Linked DNA regions of Mus musculus: region 1 is linked to region 2. Evidence: chromatin loops called from intact Hi-C (ENCODE). Cell type or tissue: left cerebral cortex. All regions are shown on one strand. Region 1 overlaps 2410004B18Rik (RIKEN cDNA 2410004B18 gene). Region 2 overlaps Wdr63 (WD repeat domain 63).

Evidence for each region. Hi-C counts contacts between places; a loop is a spot of excess contacts. Peaks named below come from ENCODE experiments on the same cell type or tissue, not always from the same donor. Only the 100,000 strongest peaks of a DNase experiment are listed, where the experiment ranks them.
Region 1: it touches region 2 in a loop (2.6-fold over the local background); 3 of 42 quality-filtered maps call a loop at or near these places.

Annotation. Positions count from the first base shown.
Region 1 is chr3:145,938,273-145,946,272 of GRCm38, forward strand. 2410004B18Rik (RIKEN cDNA 2410004B18 gene) reads left to right here. Exons shown (of 3, transcript NM_025555.5): 1 at 1-56; 2 at 626-824; 3 at 5,525-6,557. The coding sequence ends at 5,598. Among named protein-coding and RNA genes, the nearest start is that of 2410004B18Rik, 4.3 kb to the left of the region's middle. In left cerebral cortex, CTCF peaks have their summits at 418 and 3,892 (motif pointing right); a DNase peak (open chromatin) is centred at 3,886; H3K4me3 peaks cover 1,172 bases; H3K27ac peaks cover 59 bases.
Region 2 is chr3:146,098,563-146,106,562 of GRCm38, forward strand. It overlaps Wdr63 (WD repeat domain 63), which reads right to left. Exons shown (of 23, transcript NM_172864.3): 2 at 4,571-4,657; 3 at 4,133-4,171. The coding sequence starts at 4,643. It also overlaps a transcript of Mcoln3 not described here. Among named protein-coding and RNA genes, the nearest start is that of Wdr63, 5.5 kb to the right of the region's middle. In left cerebral cortex, a CTCF peak has its summit at 3,667 (motif pointing right); no DNase peak of the experiment used is centred here.

The sequences.
Region 1 (8,000 bases), 160 kb before region 2:
ACCCGCTCAACAAGCAGATCGACTGGGAGCGGCATGTGGTGAAAGCGCCGGAGGAGGTGAGATCCCCGGCCCCGCGGCCGCCCCGGGGCCCGACGCCCGCTTGCCCCTCCGCCCGCTCGCCCACCCCCGGCTCGCACTCAGCCCGCGCCGCGCCGCGCGTCCCCACGGCCCCGGGAGCCCGGGGGGTGTCAGCCCGGGCCCGCCCCTCCGCGCTCGGGGGTCCCAGCCGGGCGACGACTAACGGTGGTGACTCCCCGCCCCCCGCTGCAGCTTCTCCCCGAGACCCCTTCCCTTTGACGCCGAAGTGCCTGCGCTGCTGCCTCCAAGACAGCGTCTCTGCTGCAGCCTCCTGAAGGGGTCAGCCTGGCCGTAGTATCTGGGACTGCATCCTCCTTTGGTAACTAAAAGTTATTAGCTTTATTTATCCAGGGAACCCTTTGACTTTTTCACCTAACAGTGTTGTGATGTTGATGGAAAAAAAAAAGTGTCTTTTAAGCCTAAAGGATTTTAAAAAAGAAAGAAAGAGGAAAGTCAGCCAGAATGATGAGCAGGGAGGTGCATGCGCTCGTATCCATCGCGGGAACCTCGGTTCGTCACAGGGTTTCTTAATGTGCTTACTCGACAGCCTCCAAAGGAGTTCAAGATCTGGAAGTCCAACTGCGTGCCGCCCCCAGAGACCTACACTACTGAGAAGAAGCCGCCGCCGCCAGAGCTGGACATGGCGATCAAATGGTCGAATATCTATGAAGACAATGGAGACGATGCCCCACAGAACGCCAAGAAAGCCAGGCTTCTGCCTGAAGGGGAGGAGACAGTGGAATCAGGTAAGAGAGAGGAGTGTTGTTGTTTAAGATTTCAGCACTCAGAAAGAAGAAAATCCTTCCGGACAAGGTTTACAGCCTAGTGAGTTGGAAGGCTTGCCCAGAAATTGTCTTTGGATGCTAACGGTCTTTCGATCGTTCGGGTTTTTTGTTTTGTTTTGGGGGGAGACAAGGTCTATGTAACCTGAATGTTCTCGGAACTCATTATGTAGACCAGTCTCTTGAGTGAGGCCAGCCCAGCCTGTCTGTGCCTCAGTATCTCAGTGCTAGGACTGAAGGTGTGTGCCAGCAACCCACGTTTCCGCTCCGTTTGTAAGGATTCTGCCTGAAAGTAGTCTCAGAGGTCTCTGGGTATGATGCCTTATTAGAGCGGCGGGTGTGAACTCGCTCGCGGGTCCTTGTCCTGCATTTGTGACCCACTGAAGGCTTCGCTTCTGTTGAGACAGCAGTGCTTCAGCTAATCAGGGTTGCAGCGTGAAGCAGCTGTGTAGGAGCAGGCCTGGAGTGGTTTGATTTCCTTGCCTTGTTGGTAATCTCGTTTCTGTCGTGCCTAGACTGCTGCAGTAATCTCTTCCTGCAAATCTCTGTCTCCAACTGTAGCTAGTAGTGAGCTTCTACAGTTGATATCTGATTGTGTAACTGGCTTGCCCCCGAACCTCTACAAACTGAAGAGAGCTGGAGAGTTGTGTGACCCGTTCGGTCCCCCTCACCACCGTCATTTTGGGGCTCCATCCCAGCATTTTTATCTTGAAACTCAGACCTGGGTGGACCACACTGGGATGGGTTCTTGCTTTGGTGGGTATTGCCAATAGTCTGGACCGAATGCTTTAAACTCTTGGCTGGTAAAGCCATTCATCTTACAGAAACCAAAGTGGAAATTTTTCTAGTATTTCCTCTCCTTTACCTGGGATGTGCTAGTGCTGCTAACTTAGTTGTGTGTGGCTGCTTTTCACAAGGCCTTCTGCAATACAGTTTGTCAGGCAGCAAGCTCTGATCTGGTCCTGTGTGTGGCCTAGGTTACTCTAGTACATTGTGAGCACTCAGAGGCTGGCTGTTAGACTGAGCTCAGCGTTTTAGACTGTCGTTCTGAAAGCCGTTTGCTTTTTTGTTAAACAAATTTCTGATCTTCCAATACAAGGGCCAACCATAGAGAGAGATGTTTAAGAGAAGGGCTGCTACTGGCAGGAGTCTACACGCACTCTTTTGATCTGTTTGGCAAGGCAGCATCTGACATAGCTGAAGATGACCTTGAACCCCTGTTCCCCTGCCTTTACCTCCCTGGCACTGGGATTATAGGTATATACTATGTCCAGGTTTGGGCTGGTTTTTTTTTTTAAGATCTTTAATAAAGTGTGAATTTTAATACATTATTATATGGTACTTTGATTAAAAGATATTTTTGAATAAAGTAATCCTTATAGAGTCCTACAAAACTAGAACAGGTAAATATAAAAATGAAAGCTTAAGACTTACCCAAGGTCACAGTAAATACTTTTAATATTCTTAGCAAACTGACACAATAGTTACTCATAGTTGCTTATCAGTCTTGCAGATTAGAATACAGTCTGACATGAAGGAATTTGCCTACGTGCACACCATTAGGAACTGACAAATTAAGACTTAAGTTCAACCTTGAAATAGGATTTGTGTCTTGTTAAGCTGAGGTTGCTTCCTCCCTGTTTCACTGGTTAAGAACTAACCATTCTTCTCCGGGACCAGAGTTGACATCCGGGTTGTCGCAGTCTAGTGCTCTTACATCTCTGTCCCTTGAGGATAAAGACCAAGGAAGCAAGAATCCTCTGTTTTTAATTTTTGGGTTCAATTATCAGAAATTCAAATAAATGGCAAAAGCACCCATATTACCATAGCGAGTTCTATCCTTTTGGTTGAAAAGTGAATGTTAGCAGTGGAAAAGGACAAAAAGAACTCGTTTTTTTCTGGTTTAAAGCCACATGGCATGACTCAAAAGTCACCTGAGTGAGGCTGAGGATGTAGCACAGTCTTACAGGGCTGTCCTCACACGCCTGAGGACCTGGGTTTGATCCCAGGATCTACCTACAAATGCTGATGTAGTGATGCCTGCTTATCATCCTGATCCCAGGGAGGCAGAGGCAGGAGAACCTTTGGGGCCTGAAGGCCAGCCTGTCTAACAATTGGTAAATGCCAGACAGAAGAGAAACCTTGTCTCAGGAAGTAAGTGGGGTTTCAGGGGTGGCACGCACATTAAAAATAGATAAATATTAAATTGTTAATTTGGACTTGTGTGTTGGTTACTGAATATAACTCTTGTAATAAATAGCCCCCCTCCTTTTTTGAAATTGGGTCTGACACTATGTAGCCAGATGGCCGTGAACTTCCGATCCTCTTGCCCCTGCCTCTCAAACTGAGATCACACGTCTGTACCACCCTCTATTCTGTGCTCCTAGATGTTGAACCTAGGGTTTTCTGTGTGCTAGGCGAACACTCGACCTACTCAGCCACATCCTCAGCCAGTGCACACTCCCGTGCCATAGGAAGTTGCTGAAAATATTAATTTGCCTGACATTTCCTCTTTGTACACATGTGAACGTGGAGACCAGAGGACCACCCTGGGTGTCAGCCTTATCTTCTACCTTGTTTGACTTTTTCTCTGCCATTCATGTATGTATGCCATGTCAGGCTGGCTTTAGAGCTGGGAATTCTGTCTCTGCCTCCCACCTTGCCATGTGAGCTTTGAGATGACAGACATGAGTTAACTGATCAGGCTTTTTGCAAAGGCTGTGAGAATTCAAATTCTGATCTAGAGCCATCTCTCCAACCCCTGACATTTTTTAACCTATAGTTTGTAAGTAATTATTAAGCTACCTGGCTTTTATTTTACCTTCCCATAGTCTTCTTCCTCTGGTCATTTTTGCTACTTATGTTCAGAATATAGAGGAGGTTAAATCAAGCCTTGTCCCTCGCTGCCTAACAGTGCTTCTTCTTTAGCAACTGTGAAGTGTTGATAAGTAAAACTCGGGTGGCCATAGCTTTATTAACCAATAGCTGTCTGTCCTGCCCTGGTGTTTAAGGCAGTTCCTAACTGTGCCACTAGAGGGTGTGAGCCCTCGTGCTTCAGTCATGGGAACTCACTTTCTCAATTGTAGTATGTGGTTTCAGTTTTATCTGTAGACTTACCTGTAGTGTCAGAATAAAAGCAGAAATGCCCCTTACTAATGTGTGTTAATGTGTTTCATGGAAGTCTTCAAAAATGCTTTCAACTTTTCATACTACTGTTTCTGAAAATAATTTCAAGGTTAACTTGATAATTAAGCTCTAGCTAATTGTTTTAATGGGTATAGTGGCTTTACACCAATATCCCTAAACTTAGGAAGTGGAAGCAGGGGTGTCAGACATTCATATCCAGCCTAAGTTACAGATTTTCTTCACAGAATTTGTGCTTTAACCTTAGCAGTTAGGTTAACCTTAGCAATTTTAAATATGAAGGCATCTTAAAATCAAAATCGTTTATATGTCACCATATTATACCTGTTGGGCTTTGGGTATCATGTTCATCAAAAAGTAAACTTAAGCCAACATGGAGGCTCATGTCTGTCAACTTAGTACCTAGAAGGCTCGAGGCAGGGAGATTATAAAATCAGGCAAGTCTGCGTGACATAGGAAGGAAGGGGATGGGGGATAAAGTCAAAGACAGCTAAGGGTGTTTAGTATAGAGCGGTTGTCTGAAAGGCATAGGCTAGGGTGGATTTAGTCCCTGCTCTGTGGAAGTAGGGAAGTCAGAAGTTATGTTTATGTATATAGAGTTCTTCTGAGGTGGGATGCAGTTGCTATAAAGCCCAGGCTGGCCCCAAGCTGATAGCAGTTCTCCTGTCTCATCCTCCTGGATTTGAGACATACCACCACCCAGCTTTGGCTGGGATTCTTTACAGCACACATTCATTAAGGGAGATGGGAATTAGCAGCTAATCCGCTGCAGCTGCCTGTGTTTACTGAACCACTTAAATAAAGTGCTTGGGTTTTTGTTTTTAATAGGATGAAAAGGTCTGCTTTGTCAGAATTGACATTTTTATTAATGGAAATTTTCTGTGTCCGCAGACAATGACTGTGTGGGGCAGTGGGTGCTGTTTACTGTATAGTTCAGTAGTCTTCCTTCATCCAACTTTCCCTTAACTTGAAGGTGGAGCCTGCTTATTCTGTTGCCATTAGGATGTTCTGACCTCCTAGGAGGACTGGTCCAGAATTAGAGCAGACACCTGCGAGGTTGTCTGAACCTCCACTTGTGTGGTGGGTTAATAATCATAAGACTGGAGGTGAAATCTGAGAGGACAAGTCACGCTGGTGGTTACTCGGCACGGCTAGAAGATGCATGCTTTGTAGAAGGAGCAGTGCTCTATGCTGTGAAGTATGGACTGTATCTAAATGGATGTACTGTTTGTGCTGGAGAGTTTGCGGAGTGAGTGTTTCAGAAAAAGCTGATTTTCACCAAAATATCTTATGCGACGACATTATTAACTTGCCTCTAAAAGGTCAGTTTGCAAATATTATATTGCTACAATTAAACCATTTTATATGTAATTTAATATCCGTGTTCTAAAAATTAGTATTTAGTTTTTATTAGTATGCCTTTAAACGTCCAGTGAGTAACTGTTTCGGCATAAAGCTGAATGTGTGTTTTGTGTTGATTTTTAGAGAACTAAGAAAGCTCTCTTCTTTCCCTCTTCAAGATGATGACAAAGATGAGCGGGCATCTAAGATTCGCAGAGTGGAGCCAGGAGAAGCAGCCAAGAAGAAGAAGTAGAGAATTGTGACTCCTGAGATGTGTCGTTGAGTGGAGTGTTTGCTTTTGTGCGTTACTATGACAGACATCTCCATGAACGTATTTATGTTAACGAACTAATGAGTGTCGCCTCAAGACTTTCCACTGTAGAATTCACTTTTTTTATTTAAAACCTGTACGTATTTACAACTCTAATGGTGACCTGTGATTGTGAACTGACAGTACTTGGAAGCATTCTGGTTATCACAAAATTGGTGACAGGCTTTGAGAGTTTGTCACATGGACATGCCAATGTTCTATGAACCTTTTATAAAGGAATATATTTTTAAAGTAAATATATTGTATTGTACTGTGAACTTGTGGGTGCTTTTCATTAGTATCTGTACAGTGTAAATAGATGATCATGGAAATAAAATTACTTAATCCAACCTTGTTATTACTGAATGCCACTAACATAAGTATTTGTGACAGGCAGCCTGCTTGCCCTGTGACGTTTTGATTCACAGTGGGGATTAGCATGTAGGGAGAGCCTCCCATGCTCGGGTGCCTTGTGCATACTTCTCTCCTACAGTCCTGGGAGGAAAGCAGACGTGAGCGTCCTCAGGTTTGTGGTGAGAGCTTGAGGAACTGGGCAGAGGGGTACACAGCAGTGAGTGAAGAGGAGCGGTCACGCAGGACTGACTCCAGTCAGATGAAGCCACCTGTCACTCGTCAGACTTCAGTCGTTTGCCAAGAACATTATCATCTCTGCCATGTGCACTTGTATTAGGGAGGTCTCCTACTCTGATTCTGCAGCTGCACTGATAAATGCCTTATAGTGTGAGTATAAGTATTCATTTCTTCATTAGGTAGACTGAAGATGAGGCTCCTCTGTGAAAGATGAGCAAATTCAGAAAAGAACATAAGGTAACCAGTTAAATTTGAGTCTGTCTGAGTATATGTGATATAAGAGACACATTAAAAACCATCTGAAATTCTAATTTAACTTAGCATCTTGTTTATTTGGGGGTCTGGGGTGAAGCCTAAAACCATGTCCATGCTAGGCGAAAGCCATACTAAACTATACATCTGTCCTCTGGCACCTAGGGCTTTCCTCTATCCGTCCCTATGTTAATGCTTTGAATATAGCAAGCAAAGCAAAATGAACCTCCTTTTACTCTGGGACCTCTATTCTTTCTGGTCTCTTCAGCTTTGCTGAGGCCGGCACACACTGTCCTCTTACTCTTCTCACCATGCAGACACGCTGCTGGTATGGGGGATGCTTTCCAGGTCCCCACACAGTGTGTCAAAGCCACGCCATCTCCCTTCTCTCATCTCTGCCCCAGCTGGGCCATCTCTTAAGTCTGGACACAGTTCTCACACAGCTCTTTTTTTTGTTTGTTTTTTAAGACAGGGTTTCTCTGTATAGCCCTGGCTGTCCTGGAACTCACTTTGTAGACCAGGCTACAACTCAGAAATCCGCCTGCCTCTGCCTCCCAAGTGCTGGGATTAAAGGCATGTGCCCCCACAACGAGCAACATTTAAAAGTTTTAAAGATTTCAAAATAAAAGGTAAAAATACATTTACTCAAGGGAGACTCAGGCATTGTCGATCCAGGGCCAATAAAAACACCGAGGAATGAATGCCAGCAGTCTCCTGTAATTAGTTTCTTCGTGTGTATTTGGTTCAAAGAATGTCTTACCCTTGGGTATGCAGAATGCATACATCTAGAGAATTAACATCCAAAATTGACCTCTAAAGTACCAGAAACATGATTCAGATGGACCAGACAAATGTCTTAGGGAAATTAATATACATTTCAATCTCAGACTTAACGTTTTAAAGATCTTTAAAGCCACCCAAGTGTTAGTGGCATGTGTGTACCTTTTTTTTTTTAACATTTATTTTATGTATGTGAGTCCACTGTCGCTCTCTTCAGACACACCAGAAGAGGGCATCAGGTCCCATTACAGATGGGTGTGAGCCACCATGCGGTTGCTGGGAACTGGACTCAGGGACCTCTAACCACTGAGCTGTCTCTCCACCCACTGTGTGCACCTTTAATCCCAGAGGCAGGCTGATCTCTGAGTTTGAGGGCCAACCTGGTCTACAAAGCAAGTTCCAGGACAGCCAGGGCCACATACACATTTCCATATCTCTTGGAAAATAGATAAAGAAAATGAAAGATCTTTAGAGTCTTAAAGTAAAGCAGCAAGTGTAAGCCTGTATCCTTCATACAAAACTAGGTTTCAAGGGCTAGGGGTGTGGCTCACTAGGGGCGTGGCTCAGTGGTGCTTGTTTGCTGTGTGCAAGGTCTACAGGGACCTGGGTTCAACCCCTACCACAGACAGATAATGTAGGCATGTAGTGTATGTCTGTCTGTCTGTACGTGTGTGTGTGTGTGTGTGTGTGTGTGTGTGTGTGTGTGTGTGTGTGTGGTGTGT
Region 2 (8,000 bases):
AAAAAGTTTTAGAAAAGGTTCATTGAGAAAGATCCTGAGCACGGCGAAGCCGCAGGACGCAGGGGCATCTCAGGGAGGACCGCCCTCCACGCCACTGCCACACGTGCAAAGAGAGGCAGGCAGCTCCCTGCCTCAGAGGGTGGCATGGTGACGAATCTTCAATGCTGACTTGACCGGGTTTGGAATCACCCAGCGTACACGCCTTTGGGCATGTCTGTCTGTCTGTGAGAGTGTCTTCGAAGAGATCTCATTGAAGAGCAAAGATCCATCCAGAATGTGGGTGGCACCCTCCGTTCCATAGAATGGTCCCCCTCCCTCTCCTCCACCATCTCCCCTCCCCTCCCTCTCCCTCCTCTCCCTCCCCCCTCTTTCTCTCTGACCAATGAGAGACCATTCTCTGTGGTGATTTTTGGTCTTGTTGAAGACAACTAAGAATTTTGGGGCATGGGGGCTGCTGTGCCGCCCATGTGCCGGAGGGCCCTGCTGGGGTTGCACATTCCCCAGAAGCAAGACTTCAATGACTGAAGCATAACCCCAAGGCGCTGGGAGGGCTCCAGGATGGCTCGGGGCCTCAGTCCCTTGTCTTTGGAGCCTTTAGAGATGCTGCTCTAGGCCAAGTAAGGGTGTGGGAGCTTCCATCTCCAGCCCCACCTGGGGCTCTCAAGGTGGGCTGAGGTGGTTTCTTTCCTTGAGATGTTTTTTCCTGCCCAGCACCCTGTGAGAACTTCCTAGAAGGATTTGAGTTAAAAAAAAATGGCACTACCACATCTAAGAAGTCTTAGAAGTTGTGTCTCCTTCTGTAGGAAGAGACAGCCCAAGCATCCTTCCAGCCACAGCGCAGCTTCTCAGAAGATGGTCCCAGGAGGCCTTTATCCCTCTGCTCCCATGGTTCCATCAAAGCTCCACGGTATTGGCTTTCTGCTGGCTTCTCAGTACCCCCACAATTGTGCCGTGGTACCACCGACCGCCATGGTTCACCTCACTTCAGAGTGACAGCCCTTTCTGCATTGCCTGCTGTCTCTCTGCTTTCTCCTCTCAGAACTTTTTATCTGGAAGGCTTTGTGAAGATGCCCTGGGTTGGCTCTTGATGCCAGTGCCTAGGGAGGGCACCATGCCTATACTACAAGAACAGCTCTCTAAAACTTCAAGCAAGAAAACCGGGAGCAATTGGACACTCAGCACAGATGCTGGCAAGTCAGCGTTTCTGTCTCTGCCTGGTGATTCCCCAGGCAGCTAGCCCACTTTTCATTCCTTGGTCCTCTCTAGGCAAATTCCATCACAACGGGGCTCCCTGGCACCTGGTACCTGGTACTTCCTTGCTGGTCAAAGAAAATTGGGACTCTAAATTTATTGTTCTTATGTTTCAAGTAAGTACATTTGTTATAACATTTGCACCACAGGCTGCAAAGATGGCTCAGTCAATCACTCTCTTGCCTTGCAAACCTGAGGCCTGAGTTCTATCTATAGCACCCATACAAAAGGTGGGCATGTGGGACACCCTTGTAATGCCAGCAGCTGTGGGTGTGGGGGAAGTAGCTGTTTGACATCCCTGTCCTTACTTCCCCTTCACTGAAGGACTAGTCTGGAAGTGTGAGCCAAATAAACCCCACCCCCCCTGTGTTGCTTTTTGTGCCTGGTTATTTTATCATGACAACACAAATACAATCTGGAACAGGCAGGCTCTCAAACTGTGAAATTCCAGGCTGGCCTAGAATTCTCTCTGTAAACCAGATTGCCCTGGAATTTGAGGTGATCCCCTGACTCAAGGTTGTGTTTCGTGTTTCCTGCTCCCACCAGACACACGTTTCTGATTCTACTGGCTTGGTATTTTTCATAACAATGGTCCATTTTCACTAATTGGACATTTTTAAATGCAATATAAAAATAGGACTTAACATCCCCTTATGTAGAAGTGAGTAAACATTGTAGGCTCTTTGTAGCTGGGGTAGGCAAGTGGTGCTCACTGTGAACAAGAGGCAGCTGATAGGTTAAGCATCCTCTCTGGTCCAGGGCCTTCGTGGTCCAGCATAACAGACTGAACGGGGCAAGGCCTAAGGATGCTGCCAACCCATAGGGTCTGTGGTAAAACTGAGTAAGAAGGGCTGCTCTTTAGTTTTTAAGCCATGTGCTGTGGACATCAGCAATGAGAGTCACTTGAGTCTAGAGCTTAGTGACATGTAGTCTGCTTCCAAGAGGTTGAGGAAGGTCCAGGGACAGAGGAGGAGGCTGGGGCTTCACTCAGGTGTCAGCTACAGGGCTGTTGGCCACGAGCTCAATGGAAACGAACTGGGAGCAGATGACCACTGCCTTTGAGCTACAGTTTGAAAGATGCTATTCTGATGGAAGCCATGATTTGCAGGCATCCAACAAAAGATCTTTCAATACTCTCATGATAGGGTAGAAATTATTACTGGGTATGTGTGTGATGTTTGTGTGTGAATGCACAGCAGTGTGTGATGCATGTGTGTGTGTATAAATGCACAGCAGTGTGTGATGCATGTGTGTGGCTGTGAATGCTCACCAGTGTGTGATGCATGTGTGTGGCTGTGAATGCACAGCAGTGTGTGATGTATGTGTGTGGCTGTGAATGCTCAGCAGTGTGTGATGCATGTGTGTGGGTGTGAATGCTCAGCAGTGTGTGATGTATGTGTGTGGCTGTGAATGCTCAGCAGTGTGTGATGCATGTGTGTGGGTGTGGGTGCACAGCAGTGTGTGATGTATGTGTGTGGCTGTGAATGCTCAGCAGTGTGTGATGCATGTGTGTGGCTGTGAATGCACAGCAGTGTGTGATGTATGTGTGTGTGTATAAATGCACAGCAGTGTGTGATGCATGTGTGTGGGTGTGGGTGCACAGCAGTGTGTGATGTATGTGTGTGGCTGTGAATGCTCAGCAGTGTGTGATGCATGTGTGTGGGTGTGAATGCTCAGCAGTGTGTGATGCATGTGTGTGGCTGTGAATGCACAGCTGTGTGTGATGCATGTGTGTGTGTGTGAATGCTCAGCAGTGTGTGATGCATGTGTGTGGCTGTGAATGCACAGCAGTGTGTGATGTATGTGTGTGGCTGTGAATGCTCAGCAGTGTGTGATGCATGTGTGTGGCTGTGAATGCTCAGCAGTGTGTGATGTATGTGTGTGGGTGTGAATGCTCAGCAGTGTGTGATGCATGTGTGTGTATTAATGCACAGCAGTGTATGATGCATGTGTGTGGGTGTGAATGCACAGCAGTGTATGATGTATATATGTATGTATGTATGTATGTATGTATGTATGTATGCATACACAGCAGTGTGTGATATATGTGTGTGGGTGTGGGTGCACAGCAGTGTGTGATGTATGTGTGTAGCTGTGGGTGCACAGCAGTGTGTGATGCATGTATGTAGGTATGCGTACACAGCAGTATGTGATGCATGTATGTAGGTATGCGTACACAGCAGTGTGTGATGCATGTGTGTAGGTATGCGTACACAGCAGTGTATGATGCACGTAGGTGGTGGGTATGTGTACACAGCAAGCTTTGGAGGTCAGAGAACAACTGTGAAGTTGGTTCTTTCCGTCCATGTTATTTTACAACTTTTAATATTTTTAAAGATTATTTTTATTGTATGTGTTCAGGTGTCTTGACTGCATGTACAGCACACTGTACCACGGGCATGTGGTGCCCTCAGAGGCCAGCAGAGGGCATCAGATCCCTCTGCAACTGGCAGTACAGATGGACGTGAGCCACCATGGGGATGCTGGGAATCAAACCCAGGACTTTTAGACGAGCAGCTGGTGCTCTTAAACCCTGAGTCATCTCTCCAGCCTCCCCTTCACGTTTTGGTGGCTTCTGGGGATCAAACTCGGGTTGCCAGGCTTGTCTACAACCATATTGTATCTACAAGCCATATTGCCAACCATTAGTGCTCTCAGTAGATTTTTTTTTTTAAAAAGGACTGTGTTGTCTAAATCTATTTCTCAGTTTAAGTTCTGCCTTCAGTTTTTCTTTTTATTCTTTACTTTAAAAATTCCAGGCCAAGTGTGGGGATGCGATCTAAACCCTCGGGAGAGGTGGAGGCAAGCAGAGCCATAGTTTGGGGGTTTATCTGAGCTGCATAGTGAGACTCTAGGTAACAACCTCGTTGTTCCCACTTACCCATGCTCTCCATGTTCATGGGCTCCTCTTCCTCAGGAACTAAAACACAAAGAAACATCAGCTTCACCTTTTGGATCACGTTGTCTCACTTGGTTATAAAATTGCAAAACATCAGAACATCCGCATACAAGTAGAGAAGTGGACTGGAGAACTCAAGTACCATGTGACCAGCTACAGACAAAGCAGGGAACGGTCTCTCACAGAGTCACCTTCGGTGACGTAGGTGCCGTGGCATTTCACTAGTCTATGTAGTGAAGCATGTGGGGGAAAGGCTAGCCTCTGAACATTTAATACTGGGGCTGCTGACTTCATAGAAGCAAAAGTGTTTCATTTTACTTGATAGATAGGTCAAGCCACAGTACACATTATATAATACACAACAACAGCAGAAACAACAGCAACAGCGACAACAGCAACCACCACCACCACCAATCCTACCAAGTAACTGTTGCTTCATATTCTTTTTGCCCTTTTTCTGGCCCTTGGGGCTCTTCGGTGGCTTGGGTGCCATGGCTCTGATGTAGGCTGCACAAAGAGAAATCATTGGTAAATCCTTGGTTTTGTTATCAGGTATGAAGCATTCCTATTTAGTGAACATACTATTTCCTAGGTTTGGGCCTGGACTAGATCAACAATTCATTTTCTTTTTTTTCCTTTTTGAGACAGGGTTTCTCTGTGTAGCCCTGGCTGTCCTGGAACTCACTCTGTAGACCAGGCTGGCCTCGAACTCAGAAATCCGCCTGCCTCTGCCTCCAGAGTGCTGGGATTAAAGGCATGTGCCACCACTACCTGGCTAACAATCTAATTTCAACAGGAATTCGTGTACCGTGACTAAAGGTTTTAACAGAACAACAGCGTGATTGGTACGATTCTGTTTCTACGAAGCTGTTGGCTGGGTAGCATCATCAGCGCCTCTGTTTCACGGGGATCCAGATCTCTGCCGTGCTTGGTGCTAGCTTGTCTGTCTCCTCACAGGTGTGCACAGGTGCACCTAAAGTCCTTGGGATGAGTCCAGCCCACAGCACACACATCTGAATGTAATCTTAACATGTGGGTCAACAACATGCATGTCTGGACATAATTTTTAAATGAATATAATTTGAGTCATACAGCTCTTAGCGTGTGATTATGTAACCATTAAGATCTTATTTGTGAAACCCCAGGGTGCTTTGACAGGATGTTAACGCTGGACAAGGACATCTGCCTGACAATGCCCACCATAGACTCATTTTATTAAATGGCCAAAAGTGTGATTTCAGAGTCGTGTAGAATGGCCAGACTTACAATGAGAGCACTTGGGAGGCTGAAGCAGGAGGATTGTCATGCACCCGAGGCCAGCCTGGGCTACAGTATGAGATGTGTGGTTTTATGAATCTATGCCCCAGGATTTGAAAACAGTCTCTGCTTTTAGCTGAATGGTCCTGGGCAAACCACAGATCTCCTTAGTTTCTGTTTACTTCTTTTTTTTTTCCCCCTGGGGATAATAAAGTCTACCTCACAAGGTGGCTGGCTATAAGGTTCAATAAAAATATTAATAATAAAAAATCATATCATCATTAAGTCCCCACAGATGGTGTTTGTCTTATTTTAGTAAATTAGCATCAACACAGACTGAAACATCACCAGGTCTTGTTATTGTTATTGTTTGGTCCCTTCATTGCAAAATCTTGACCAAAGCATGGGGTGTGTTTACCTATAACACTCTCCATTTTGTTTAATTACACTTTTACATCTTTCTTGCATTCATTGAGAACATTATTATCATCATTGTATATGTGTGTACATGCACGAAGTGGGGGAGGGGTGCTGTATGTGTGGTTGTGCTATCTCAAAGGACAACATTTAGAGTCGCTTCTCTCCTTCCATCCTTCCACCGTGATGTGGGCTCTGGGGATGTCAGGCTTGCAGAGCAAGCACTTCTCATGCTGAGCCGGGGAAGTCCAACATGTGTGTTTTAAATAATAATAATAATTATAAATCACACAGGTGTTTATGCTGTAGAGATCCTTTGAGGGGCCGGTAGGCAGGAATCCGATATTAGGCCATGACAAAGAATTAAGTTCAGGCAGGAATCTGACATTAGGGCATGATAAGTTCAGGCAAGAATCTAATTTTAGGCTAGAACAGGAAAGTAAATTCAGGTGGGAATCTTAATCCTAGGGTGGAACAAAAGAAGCAGGCTTCAGGCAAGAATCTGATTTTGGGCTTGGACAAGAAAGTGGGCTCAGGTATTTTGGTCATTCTGACAAGCTCTTGGAAACAACTGTCATGAGAGCAATCCCAGGACTTTGCTAATTGCCTTGATTGTTCCTCATTGTACTGCCTGCCCTTAATACTTGCATGTAATTAAAATGGTATAAAAGCAGACTGGGAAAAAAATAAACCTGCCTCAGTCTCAGAACTGGCCGGGGTCATGCTACAATGTTGTCTAATTGTCTTTTTTCTTCTTAATCCTCACTCCTGCTCTGGAGAACCTGTTTACTGACTGAGCTGCTCATTATCCCAGGCAGTGTGAAGAATTTCATGTGCATTTTAAGTTCAGTGAGTATTTTTTTTACTATTTTTAATTTTTTTTTTGCTGAGGCAGTATTTCCCTATTTGCCTACAGACACTGGCTTTGAATTTAAGATATTTCTGCCTCAGCTTTTCTGTGAACTTAACCTTGGTCACACATTATTACGGTCATTTTTTTTTTTCACCCTCACTTTATAAGGTCGGGTCACTGATGTGGGAGCTTGGGGAACAGTGGACATACTCTTAACCTCCACACCACAGTGTCCCTCAGATTGCTGTCTCATTATAAATATATCACAACTAGGGTTTCTATTGCTGTGATGAAACACGGTGCTTGACCAAAGGCAAGTTGGGGAGGAAAGGGTTTATTTGGCTTACACTTCTACATCATAGTCCTCCCACATCAACCACTAATTAAGAAAATGCCCTTCAGCTGGATCTCATGGAAGAATTCTCTCAGCTGAGGCTCCCTCCTCTCTGATGACTCTAGCTTGTGCCAAGTTGACATAAAACTATCCAGCACGCAAATAGAACCACTTAAAACAATGGTCTTGGACGACAGAGATACAATTGATGCTTTGATTAGTATTTTATGCTTCTGACATTTTTTGGGGGAAATTTCTATTCAGTCTTTCTATCCCTCACTCCTGCCACCGCTGCCCTATGTGTACACACTACTTTTTGACTTGACTTTTGGCCATCAAACTCAGATGCTGTCATGGTTTGAATTTGCTTGGCACAAGGAGTGGCACTATTTGAAGGTGTGGCTTTGTTGGAGTAGGTGTGTCACTGTGGGCGTGGGCTTAAGACCCTGGCTTCCTGGAAGTCAGTCTTCCACTAGCAGCCTTCAGATTCAAAGATGTAGAACTCTCGGCCGGGCAGTGGTGGTGCACGCCTGTAACCCCAGCACTTGGGAGGCAGAGGCAGGTGGATTTCTGAGTTCAAGACCAGCCTGGTCTACAGAGTGAGTTCCAGGACAGCCAGGGCTACACAGAGAAACCCTTTCTCGAAAGAAAGAAAGAAAGAAAGAAAGAAAGAAAGAAAGAAAGAAAGAAAGAAGGAAAGAAAGAAAGAAAGAAAGAAAGAAAGGAAGGAAGGAGATGTAGAACTCTCAGCTCCACCTGCACCATGCCTGTCTGAATGCTGCCATGCTCCCACCTGCCTTGAAGATAATGGACTGAACCTCTGAACCTATAAGCCAGCCTCAATTAAATGTTCTCCTTATAAGACTCGCTTTGGTCACGGTATCTACTCGTAGCAGTCAAACCCTAACTAAGACGGTGCTCACAGTTGCAAAGCAGGCAACAGAGTTATCTCCTCAGCCCTGAAGTGTCTACTTAAAAAATTTTAAAGT